2 separate regions of the Homo sapiens genome follow, and region 2 is linked to region 1. Evidence: read pairs that join two places in POLR2A ChIA-PET (ENCODE). Cell type or tissue: CD4-positive, alpha-beta T cell. All regions are shown on one strand. Each heading gives the region's core, and the rest is flanking DNA. Links, peaks and the distances in the headings are about the cores only. Region 1 overlaps STYX (serine/threonine/tyrosine interacting protein). Region 2 overlaps ERO1A (endoplasmic reticulum oxidoreductase 1 alpha).

The links. Peaks named below come from ENCODE experiments on the same cell type or tissue, not always from the same donor. Only the 100,000 strongest peaks of a DNase experiment are listed, where the experiment ranks them.
Region 2: POLR2A ChIA-PET joins it to region 1 with 5 read pairs; 5 of 35 experiments call an interaction of 5 or more read pairs at or near these places.

The regions. Positions count from the first base shown.
Region 1 is chr14:52,764,171-52,769,554 of GRCh38, forward strand. It overlaps STYX (serine/threonine/tyrosine interacting protein), which reads left to right. Exons shown (of 11, transcript NM_145251.4): 10 at 4,670-4,763. Among named protein-coding and RNA genes, the nearest start is that of GNPNAT1, 25 kb to the right of the region's middle. In CD4-positive, alpha-beta T cell, for the core only: no CTCF peak of the experiment used is centred there; no DNase peak of the experiment used is centred there.
Region 2 is chr14:52,682,624-52,688,007 of GRCh38, forward strand. ERO1A (endoplasmic reticulum oxidoreductase 1 alpha) reads right to left here. Exons shown (of 16, transcript NM_014584.3): 2 at 1,165-1,284. Among named protein-coding and RNA genes, the nearest start is that of ERO1A, 10 kb to the right of the region's middle. In CD4-positive, alpha-beta T cell, for the core only: no CTCF peak of the experiment used is centred there; no DNase peak of the experiment used is centred there; H3K27ac peaks cover 430 bases.

The DNA of each region.
Region 1 (5,384 bases), core at 182-5,181:
TTAGTAGAGACGGGGTTTCACCATGTTGGCCAGGCTGGTCTCGAACTCCTGACCTCATGATCCTCCCACCTCGGCCTCCCAAAGTGCTGGGATTACAGGTGTGAGCCACTGTGCCTGGACAAATTTCGGTTATTTTACCTTGCAGTTAACCTCGTTTAATATTGTGAATCCTACTCTTTCTGTTCGCTTGCTACCTTTTGAGTTTTCCCATTCCTTTTCCTTCAAGCTTTCTAAATCACTTGATTTTAGATGCTTTTCCTCAGTGTAGTCTAGGATTGAGTTTTGCTATTAGATTTGGTATCATTGTTTCCTAATAGGTGAATTTAACCCACTTTCATTTACTGAAAATGACAGATACAATCTTATCTATTATTATTTCATATTATGCTTTCTGTTTTAAATGAATCCTTTTTTTAACCTTCTGCTATAGTTTAAAATTTTTTGGTGTGTTTATGTTTGTTACATAATTTTTAAGGTTTTATTTATTTACTTTTCCTTTTTTTTTTTTTTTTTTTTGAGTTAGAGTCTCACACTCTTGCCCAGGCTGGAGTACAGTGGTGTGATCTCGGCTCACTGCAACCTTTGCCTCCTGGGTTCAAGCGATTCACACACCTCAGCCTCCCGAGTAGCTGGGATTACAGACATATGTCACCACATCCAGCTAATTTTTGTATTTTTGGTAGAGACGGGGTTTTGCCATGTTGGCCAGGATGGTCTCGAATTCCTGAGATCATGTGATCCACCCGCCTCAGCATCCCGAAGTGCTGGGATTACGGGCGTGAGCCACGGCGCCCAGCCCTTAATCCTACATTTAAATAGGATTCAGCCAATCCTATTACCTGTTCCAGTGTCTTTATTAAACTCTTGGACTTTATTAAGAATAGTTCATGGAAACTATATTCCCATGGAAACTATCCCTTTGCATATTGGAAAATATTTTTCTTTTGCCCTTATATTTGAATGACAGTGGCTAGATATAAAATAGGTATTTAATACTTTTTCCCTAGTGATTTTGTACACAGACCTGATATTAAATATTTTTTGTTTGTTTTTTATTTTTTGGAGATGGAGTCTCACTCTGTCGCCCAGGCTGGAATGAGTGCAGTGGTACAATCTAGGCTCACTGCAATCTCCACCTCCCGAGTTCAAGTGATTCTCCGCTTCAGCCTCCTGATTAGCTGGGATTACAGGCACATGCCACCACACCCAGCTAATTTTATATTTTTAGAAGAGATGGAATTTCACCATGTTAGCTAGGCTGGTCTCAAACTTCCGACCTCAGGTGATCTGCCCTCCTCGGCCTCCCAAAGTGTTGGGATTACAGGTGTGAGCCACCGTGCCTGGCCTAAATATTGTTTTAGAGAAGTTTGAAGGCAGACCAATTTTAAGATTCCCCCCTTAGGTGAATTGATTTGTATCAGGAGAAGGTTGTCTAGATCAGCAGTCTCCAACCTTTTTCACACCAAGGACCAGTTTCATGAAAGACAATTTTTCCACGGATGGGGTGGCGGGGGAGATGGTTTCAGGACAAAACTGTTCTATATCAGATCATCAGGCATTAGTTAAGGAGTGTGCAACCTAGATCCCTCGCATACCATAGGGAGGGATAGGTTTACCATAGGGTTTGCGCTCCTGTGAGACTCTAATGCTGCTGTTGATCTGAGAGGAGGTGGTGCTCAGATGGTAATGCTCCCTGGAGTGCCACTCACCTCCTGCTGTGTGGCCTGGTTCCTGACAGGCGATGGACCGATTCTGGGGTCTGCAGTCCAGGGGTGGGGACCCTCATCTAGATGACCATAAGATGCTTTATCAAGGTGTATCCTGGTTTTTTATGTTTTTGTTTTTTGAGGGGGTCTCGCACTGTCACCCAGGCTACAGTGCAGTGGCGCGATCATGGTTCACTGTAGCCTTGACCTCCTGGGCTCAAGTGATCTTCCCACCCTAGCTTCCTAAGTAGCTGGGACCATGGGTGCACACTATCACACCTGGCTAAGTTTTTTGTTTGTTGTTGTTTGAGACAAAGTCTCACTCTGTTGCCCAAGTTAGAGTGCAATGGGGCAATCTTGGCTCACTGCAACCTCTGCCTCCTGGGTTAAAGCGATTCTTCTGCCTCAGTCTCCCAAGTTGCCAGGATTACAGGCATGTGCCACCAAACTCAGCTAATTTTTGTATTTTTTGTAGAGAGACAGGGTTTCACCATGTAAGCCAGGCTGGTCTGGAACTGCTGACCTCAGGTGATCTGCCTGCCTCGGCCTCCCAAAGTGCTGGGATTACGACGTGAGACCACACACCTGGCTTAGTTTTTTAAATTATTTTTGGTAGAGATGGGGTTTTGCCATATTTTCCAGGTTGGTCTCAAACTCCTGGGCTCAAGCGATCCTCCCACCTTGGCCTCACAAGGTGCTGGGATTACAGGCATGAGCCACTATATCCGGCCAAGATGTATCTTGTTGATTGCTCTACATCAGTTTTTTTCTGAGTCACAGTGTGCCCTTACCACTTGCAAATTCAAGCCTTCCCTGATTTCAGGAAAGTTGTCTTCTATTGTGTATTTACCCTTTTGGTTGTTCTGTTTCTTTTTCTTTTTAGTATACCCCTTACCCCGGTATAGTTTATGTTCCCTTTTTTCTTTGTTATTTGCTATTTTCTCTGTAATTATTTGCAGCTTTGTTCTTTTTTTTTTTTCCACTTGATTTTTCTCACGTTTGTTTTCCATGTCCCATGCTGCATTGTTTCATTAAATATTTATTTGGCATTGTTTTAGTTAGGCACTGACAGTAAAGCAGAGAACAAAACAGACAATAATCCTTGACCTCACGAAACTTATTTAGTGGGAGAATCAGACAACAAACAAAATGTAGTAGGCCAGAAGTAATGAATCCAAGAAAAATAAGGCCATGTAAGGAAGGTGGGACGAGAATTGTATTTTTAGAAGGGTGGTCAGAAATGGGCTTACTGAAAAGTGATATTTGAGCAAAGACCTAAAGAGATGCACGTATTTGGGGAAAAGCATTTGAGGTAGAGGAATAAGTGTAAGTGGTTTGAGGTGGGAGCATAGTTCTTAGAAGGATACTCATTTCATCATAGGGCCAGTCCTCTCATGACCTCATCCCAACTTAATCACCTGCCAAAGTCCCCACATTAAGTGTTTGGACTTCAACATATGAATTATGAGGGGAATGCAAACATTCAATCCCATAACTGCCATATTTTCTTTGATTAATTTGTTCATAGTTTTCATCTGCTTCATGGTATAAGTTTTATGGCATTTTCTTTATGACATTTGGTTATACTCTTGCTTTTCTGTTTTTGTTTTGTTTTGTTTTGTTTTTTCTTGCAAAATCTTTGAGTAAGACCTAACTGGTTCCTTCTTGATTATTGGTCATCTTTGAACTGGAGGTATTCGTCTTAGATCAGCTATTTACCCAAGAATAAAATTGTGGGAAAGGGGCCAGAGGAGTGGTTGGGGAAGGCTGACAGCTTGAATTTTCCCAGGTTCCTTTGGTGGCATGAATCAGTGAGTAAGAAGCAGAGCTCCTTATATCACAGGTTTATTTTGTTTAAATTGATAAACACTGATTCATATTAGAATCACCTGGGGAATCCTTACCCATGCCAATGAAATCAAAATCTGTGAGAGTGGGGCCTAGGTATATAGGTTTTAAAGTGCCTCAGGTGATTCTCATGTATATCCAGGCTAGAATTGCTGATTTAGCCTTTACTTTTAGCTATCCAAGATCAACTGATGCTTGGCTACATGCAACCAAATTTCACTTCCGCCTTACCATACTTAAACAGCCTGCTGCTTGCAAAAAATGGCAGGTGTAGGTGTTCACATTTTCCTTAATATGTCCCACCTTCTCCCATAGGCCACTCATATTTCCTGACTTTGTCATACCATGCAAGGGCTTGTTGGTTTTATTTTAGGTCACCTTTTTTAGCGAGCTATGAACTGTACCTACTCTGGCCCACAGAGGAGTTATCTGCTATGCCTAGCTTAGGATGGTTCTATTTTTTTTGAAAATTTTATTGTGAAATTATAATATAGAAAATGCATAAAATGTAAATAAACATCCATGTAACTATTGCCGAAGTATGGAAACAGAATGTTTACCAGGACACCAAAAGCCTTTTTCATGCCGCTTCTCAGGCACAAATCTGTTTCTCCCTCTGTAAAGTAACCACTATCCTGACGTAGCTGGTAATCAATTCCTTTTCCCCTCATTCTTCTCATTTTCAGGGTAATGGATGTTTCCTAGTTTCATCAAATGTTTTCCTTGTTTTCAGAAAAGAGAGAAACAAAAATGCCTTTATTCTTCTATCTATAACTGGAAGCAGAGGACTATTGAGATTGCCAATTTAAGTTTTTGGTGTTTTTTGGGGTTTTTTTAAACAGATGAAGTCAGAGATCATTATAGCTAATGCCATACTGACTGGCAGTTCAGCATGCAGTACCCTAGCACAAACTATTAGCCGGGCTTGATTTATAGTTATCAGTAGTTCTGAATTTATGAGACAGGAATTTTAAACTTCCATTTCTCTTCAAACAATATGGCACTAGATTTTTCAATACAGATGAAGAATACCAACAGTGTATACATTAATCACTATTTTGGGTATCCAAGAATGTAAATATATAATTAAGTTAATTAACTTATTTTTTTTTTAGGAATATGAAGCCATCTACCTAGCAAAATTAACAATACAGATGATGTCACCACTCCAGATAGAAAGGTCATTATCTGTTCATTCTGGTACCACAGGTAAGGATTTTTTTCTTTTTGGAGAAATTTGGGAAGAAAGATAATGAAAGGTGGAGAACTTGCTACAAGTTACACTGAACAATTTAAATTGTTTAGAAAACTTGTTAAACTATTGAGCTAATTCCAGAAGGATTCATTTTATAATGAATAAATGTGTACTATAATAAGCTTAAGTCTTTCAAGTAGTAGTACATCCGTGTTGTAAAGATTAAAATAATACGAATCTGGAGAAGGGGCCCTAAACACGCTTAGGTGATCTTATTAAAAGTAGAGGGCGGTTAATACAGCGTGTAGCATGGCTAATGTGAGCTTCTTTCTCTTGCCATCAATATTTCCATCCTTTCCTCCCTCTGTTGCTATTTCAGAAGTACCCTAAGCCCCTTATTTTCAAAGTTAATCCAAGCATGCTCTTAAAATCTTCCTTTCCCAAGACCTTGCTACCTGTGTTTATCACCTTTGTTTCTCTCCCAACAAAGCACACAAGGCATTTTTACTTTATTTCCAGTTTTTCCTACCCTGCAGTTCACTTCAATCTTTGAACCAACAGTTATATAAGGTAGTAAGAACAGCTTATATACTTAGCACTGACCTGGAAATTGAGGACAGGTGATCTGATCCACA
Region 2 (5,384 bases), core at 174-5,173, 82 kb before region 1:
CACAGTGGCTTATGCCTGTAATCCCAGCACTTTGGGAGGCCGAGGGGGGCGGATCACCTGAGGTCAGGAGTTTGAGACCAGCCTGGCCAACGTGGCGAAACCCCGTCTCTACTAAAAATACAAAAATTAGCGAGGCCTGGTGGCAGGTGCCTGTAATCCTAGCTACTCGGGAGGCTGAGGCAGGAGAATCACTTGAACCCAGGAGTCGAAGGGCGCAGTGAGCCAAGGTCATGCCACCACACTCCAGCCTAGATGACAAGAGCAAGACTTTGTCTCAAAAAAGAAAAAAAAGACACAGATTGGGCTGGGCAAGGTGGCTGGCGCCTGTAATCCCAATACTTTGGGAGGCCAAGGCAGGTGGGTTACCTGAGGTCAGGAGTTCAAGACCAGCCTGGCCAGCACGGCAAAACCCCATCTCCACTAAAAATACAAAAATTAGCCAGGTGTGGTGGCAGGTGCCTGTAATCCCAGTTACTTGGGAGGCTGAGGCAGGAGAATTGCCTGAACCCAGGAGGCGGAAGTTGGCAGTGAGCAGAGATCATGCCACTGCACTCCAGCCTGGGTGACAAAGCAAGATTCTGTCTCAAAAAAAAAAAGACACAGACTGCCACTAAATAGACCCTGAACAGATGGCAACTAGGAGCCAAAGTAGCTCGACTCACATTCTTTTCAAACAAGAAAGAGTTAACAGGTAGAGGATAGACAATTGTAAACTGACTACAACTAAATACTCCATTGATCAGGTTTTCTAAACTCTTCTAGTAGATATCTCAAGATAAAACAGCACAAGTGATTTGTTTAAATAATATAGGTCAGGATAAAGTCATGATTCTACAAAAAATATTTAATTATTTTAATTAATTGGAGCCAATCTGATGTTTTAGAAAATTATGATCTCACCATTTTGATAACAATATATAATAATTTCTGTCCTAACTTCAATTTAACCAACTAGATTCTAACTCTAGAGTGTAAAATTCAGTTATTAAAATTATCCAATGGATGGTTTCAGAATCACATGCTTCACTCTTATGAACTGAATTTTCTTAATAAAGCCTATATCAATTTTAAATAACAACTACAATTTTGAAGCTCAGTAATTCTTAAGAAAATCTAATTATCCATTTAAAGTATTCATATATAAAAAATTAAAATTAAAAATACCTTGTAATACCTAAAGTAGTCACTTTCAAGAAGTTTTTGTAGTCTTGGGAAAAGCCTGTAGTTATTAAATCTATCAATGGTTTCAACATCACAGGTACAATCATCCAAGTAACCACTAACCTGTTACAAAGAAAATGAAATATTAAATTGAAATGTCCTAAATGCAACAGGGTTCTTTTTCCTCACATGGTTGTTAGGAAACAGCCCCCTACTCAACCAGTCCTTATCCTCCCTCCTCCCACATAGTTTCTTGAGATGGGGTATGACAATAATCTAGTAATACTGCTGCTCTTGCTATATACCGAGGAATGGAAGGTGTGCAGAGCTCATGACACACACACACACACACACACACACACACACAGAGAGAGTTGGCCCCCTGGCAACCTTTATTTTGTAACTCTGCCCTCCAGGCCATAGTTGACCTGACCAAGGGTAGGCATCCAACTCAAACCAGGTCATGGTCCCCTCTCCAGGATCCTAGAATTGAGAATAACAGGGAAAGATGTCTCCCTGTGGCTAGACCAGTAAAACAAATACTCCATCATGTGAACTGAGGAGCACATGATCCAGTTGGCAAAGAGAGGAAAAGTTTTTAAAAGATACACAAAGCTTGATTGTCCTCGGAATTCTTGGGGGGCAAAAAAAGATACACAAAGAAGCAGAGGTAGGAGATAGAGTATATGCTACTTGGGTATCTGAGGGGTTTCCAGCTCCCACTTCCACTGTCCTTCCTGAGGCACAGCTGCATTCCCATCCTTAGCTTTCAGTAAGGATCTAACAATCCTCAAATATTGGGCTGTAACAATTTCTTAAAGGTTTGGAATGGTGCTTAGAAACCATTTATCATTAGTAACAATGAAACAGCAAACTGACCTCAAAGTCAATCCTGCTCTTCAAATGTTTAAAGCTAATGTCTTAATGGTATGTACTAAATCAAGCTACTAAATGCACATATCCTAGGATACAATGGTAATGATAATAAATATTATCAATTATGAAACTAGAATTCTTTTTTTTTCTTTTTTCACCAGTGTTACTTGCCAAATTAAACTAAAATTCTTAGATGTTTATTTGAGCTAGAAAAACATCTAATAGAACTAAAGATTGCTTTAAGAAACAAATATATCATGATTCCAAAAACAAAAACAAACTTAGGAAAAAACTGTTAAATATAGCATGCTCCAGAAAAGAGATCTTTATACTTTGGTCTAGATATCTGCATTTTAAACTACTTTGGATTATATTTTAGGAAGATCTATAGCCTAGAAATAAATAATTTAAAAATCTACTGATAAGGAAGCAAATCAATAATACTCTATTGAAATACTGAATTAAGATTCAGTATTTCAGAACACTGTAAAATCCTAAACTTTCTTTTGAGAATATCACAAAAGAGTAATGGAAATTTTTCACCTAAAAGAAATAAGAATACTTTGGATGACAACAGCAATATTCAAGAAGAACTTTTTACTGCTTTTCCCACTCTTACTTGTTTTGGACTAATTCAGTTTCTAGAAATCAGATCTACATATTTTGTCATGTAATAACTATTTTCATTTCATATGCAAATTTGTCCTTGTTTCCTACTAAAAATTCTCTGAATACACAAGAATCTCAGAGTCCTAATTTTGGATACCAACAACACAAAGTACTTCTAACCTAAATGATATGATTTTTCAAACTTTCTTTTCAACCTTAAGAGCAGAACTTCTAGGGACAAAAAATAGCTGTTTCTCCCCTTTGATATGAATTATTATGCAAAGAATGACAGACATAGAGACTGCAAAGGCCAAAGGGACATATGCAAAGTAGAGACATTAAGTTACAAAAAGAAACACATGAAAAACTTGAGAGCAAGTTTCAAGGCATCCATTCTTCCCCCTGAGGAATTCATTTTTAAGGTTAAAATATATCTTCAAGCCTCAGCTCAGTATCACCTTTTTCAGGAAGCTGTCCTTCCAGTACTCCTTACCACCCGCTGGGTTAAATGCCTCTCCCAGCTGCTCCCAAGACACTCCACACACTATTATCTAAGTATTACTGTACCTCACAGCAGTGAATTTATCTATTTTACCCCTGCCCACTAAAGTATAAAATCCTTGAGTGAAAAATCATATACTTCCAGAAAGCACACAGTAGATGCTCAATAATTATTTGTGGCCTGTAATCCCAGCACCCTGGGAGGCCAAGGCGGGAGGATCACTTGAGGTCAGGAGTTGAAGACCAGCCTGACCAACATGGTGAAGCCCCATCCCTACCAGAAACATAAAAATTAGCCGGGCATGGTGGCCCATGCCTGTTGTCCCAGCTACTTGGGCGCCTGAGGCAGGAGAATCGCTTGAACCCAAAACGCAGAGGTTGCAGGGAACCAAGATCACACCACTGCACTGCACTCCAGCCTCGGCAACAAAGTGAGATTCTGTCACAAATAAATTATTACTATTTGTGGAAGAGGTGGGTGAATGAATGAATGTTGTCCATTGTCACTCATCACTGGAGACCAGCACCATACTGTCTCATTAAACATATCTAGCACCATGTCACCTATGGTGTGCTCAGTGCCCCAGAGTACACAAGCACAGGAGGCAGAAACACACATAGCAAGTAAAGCAAGCAGCAAAGGTAAACACCTTTTGTGTCTATCATTCTTCCTATCTCTATCCTAATTACAAAGGAAGCTCTAAGAAGCCCCAAACCAGAAAGAAATGCAAAAATCCTCCAGAGCAGAGGTGGCATATAGCCAAGAGACCTCAAAGGGAAAGAAGGCAGGATAAATGGTAGATTGGTAGATTTTAAAATGTTCTTGGCCGGGCACAGTGGCTCACGCCTGTAATCCCAGCACTTTGGGTGGCCGAGGCAGGCGGATCACAAGGTCAAGAGATTGAGACCATCCTAGCCAACATGGTGAAACCCTGTCTCCACTAAAAATTCAAAATTAGCTGGGCATGGTGGCACATGTCTGTAGTCCCAGCTGCTCAGGAGGCTGAGGCCGGAGAATCGCTTGAACCGGGGAGGCAGAGATTGCAGTGAGCCAAGATCACACCACTGCACTCCAGCCTGGGTGACAGAGCGAGACTCCATCTCAAAAAAAAAAAAATGTCCTGCCCCTTCCTGAAATATGGAGTAGGAGATATTCTTAACTACAACCACAGGTAGCAGGGCTGCTAAGGGAGTATAAGGGTGGCAGGAGTTTCAATGGATGAAGACAGCTCAGTAAAGGAAAGACAAGAAGATTCTCGGAAATCCATGCCATCTGACAACTCAGATAAGCCTGCCAACCTGATCCCTGGGAGAGAGTCTGGCAAAGATGGTGGCAGGACCAGTTCTAGAAACCAGAGAACAAAGCATGTTACTAGAATAGAATCTCAGGCTCATGCCTGTAATCAGCACTTTGGGAGGCCAAGGTTGGTAGGTCTCTTGAGCCTGGGAGTCCCAGATCAGCCTGAGCAACATGGTAAAACCCTGTCTCAACTAAAACTACAAAAAAAAATTAGCCAGGCATGGTGGCATACGCCTGCAGTCCCCGCTGCTTAGGAGGCTGAGGTGGGAGGATGGCTTGAGCCTGGGAAGTCGAAGCTGTGGTGAGCTGAGATTGCACCACTGCACTCCAGCCTGGGCAATGGGAGTGAGACCCTGTCTCAAAAAACAAAAAAGAATAGAGCCTCAGGAAAGGGCTAAGGTAAAATACAGTTAATAGACACAGAACAGGATCCGGGAAACAAAGCAAAATCCTATTACCTCAACTAAGACCAAAGACAGGTGGCAACCTGGAACAGGGAGGACTGGATGTTGTTTCAGGATGTGCTAAGGCTGCCTAAATAACTACTACATGGAACAATGCGGGTAAGGGGGAAAATTACTACGCTATATCCCAAAGTAAAACAGAACTCTGACCTACCACAGGAATCTAAATTTTTTTAAATGCTAATGTGTTTTAAAGGTTAGTATCCTAACATTTGAGGCTAACTGCTCTAGGCTTCAAGTAATGATAGCTTTTGGTAGAGGGCCAATCTAATAAGCAGAGATAAGAAGGCCCCAGTTGAGGAACAGTAAATAGGAGGACCAAGGTAGGCCTGACAAGTAACATGGACCACTTCAAAATTCCAGCCTTCTGTTCCAGCATGGTGGCTCACACGTGTAATTCCAGCACTTTGAGAGGTGAAGGCAGGAGGGTTGCTTGAGAACAGGAATTTGACACCAACCTGGGCAACACAGTG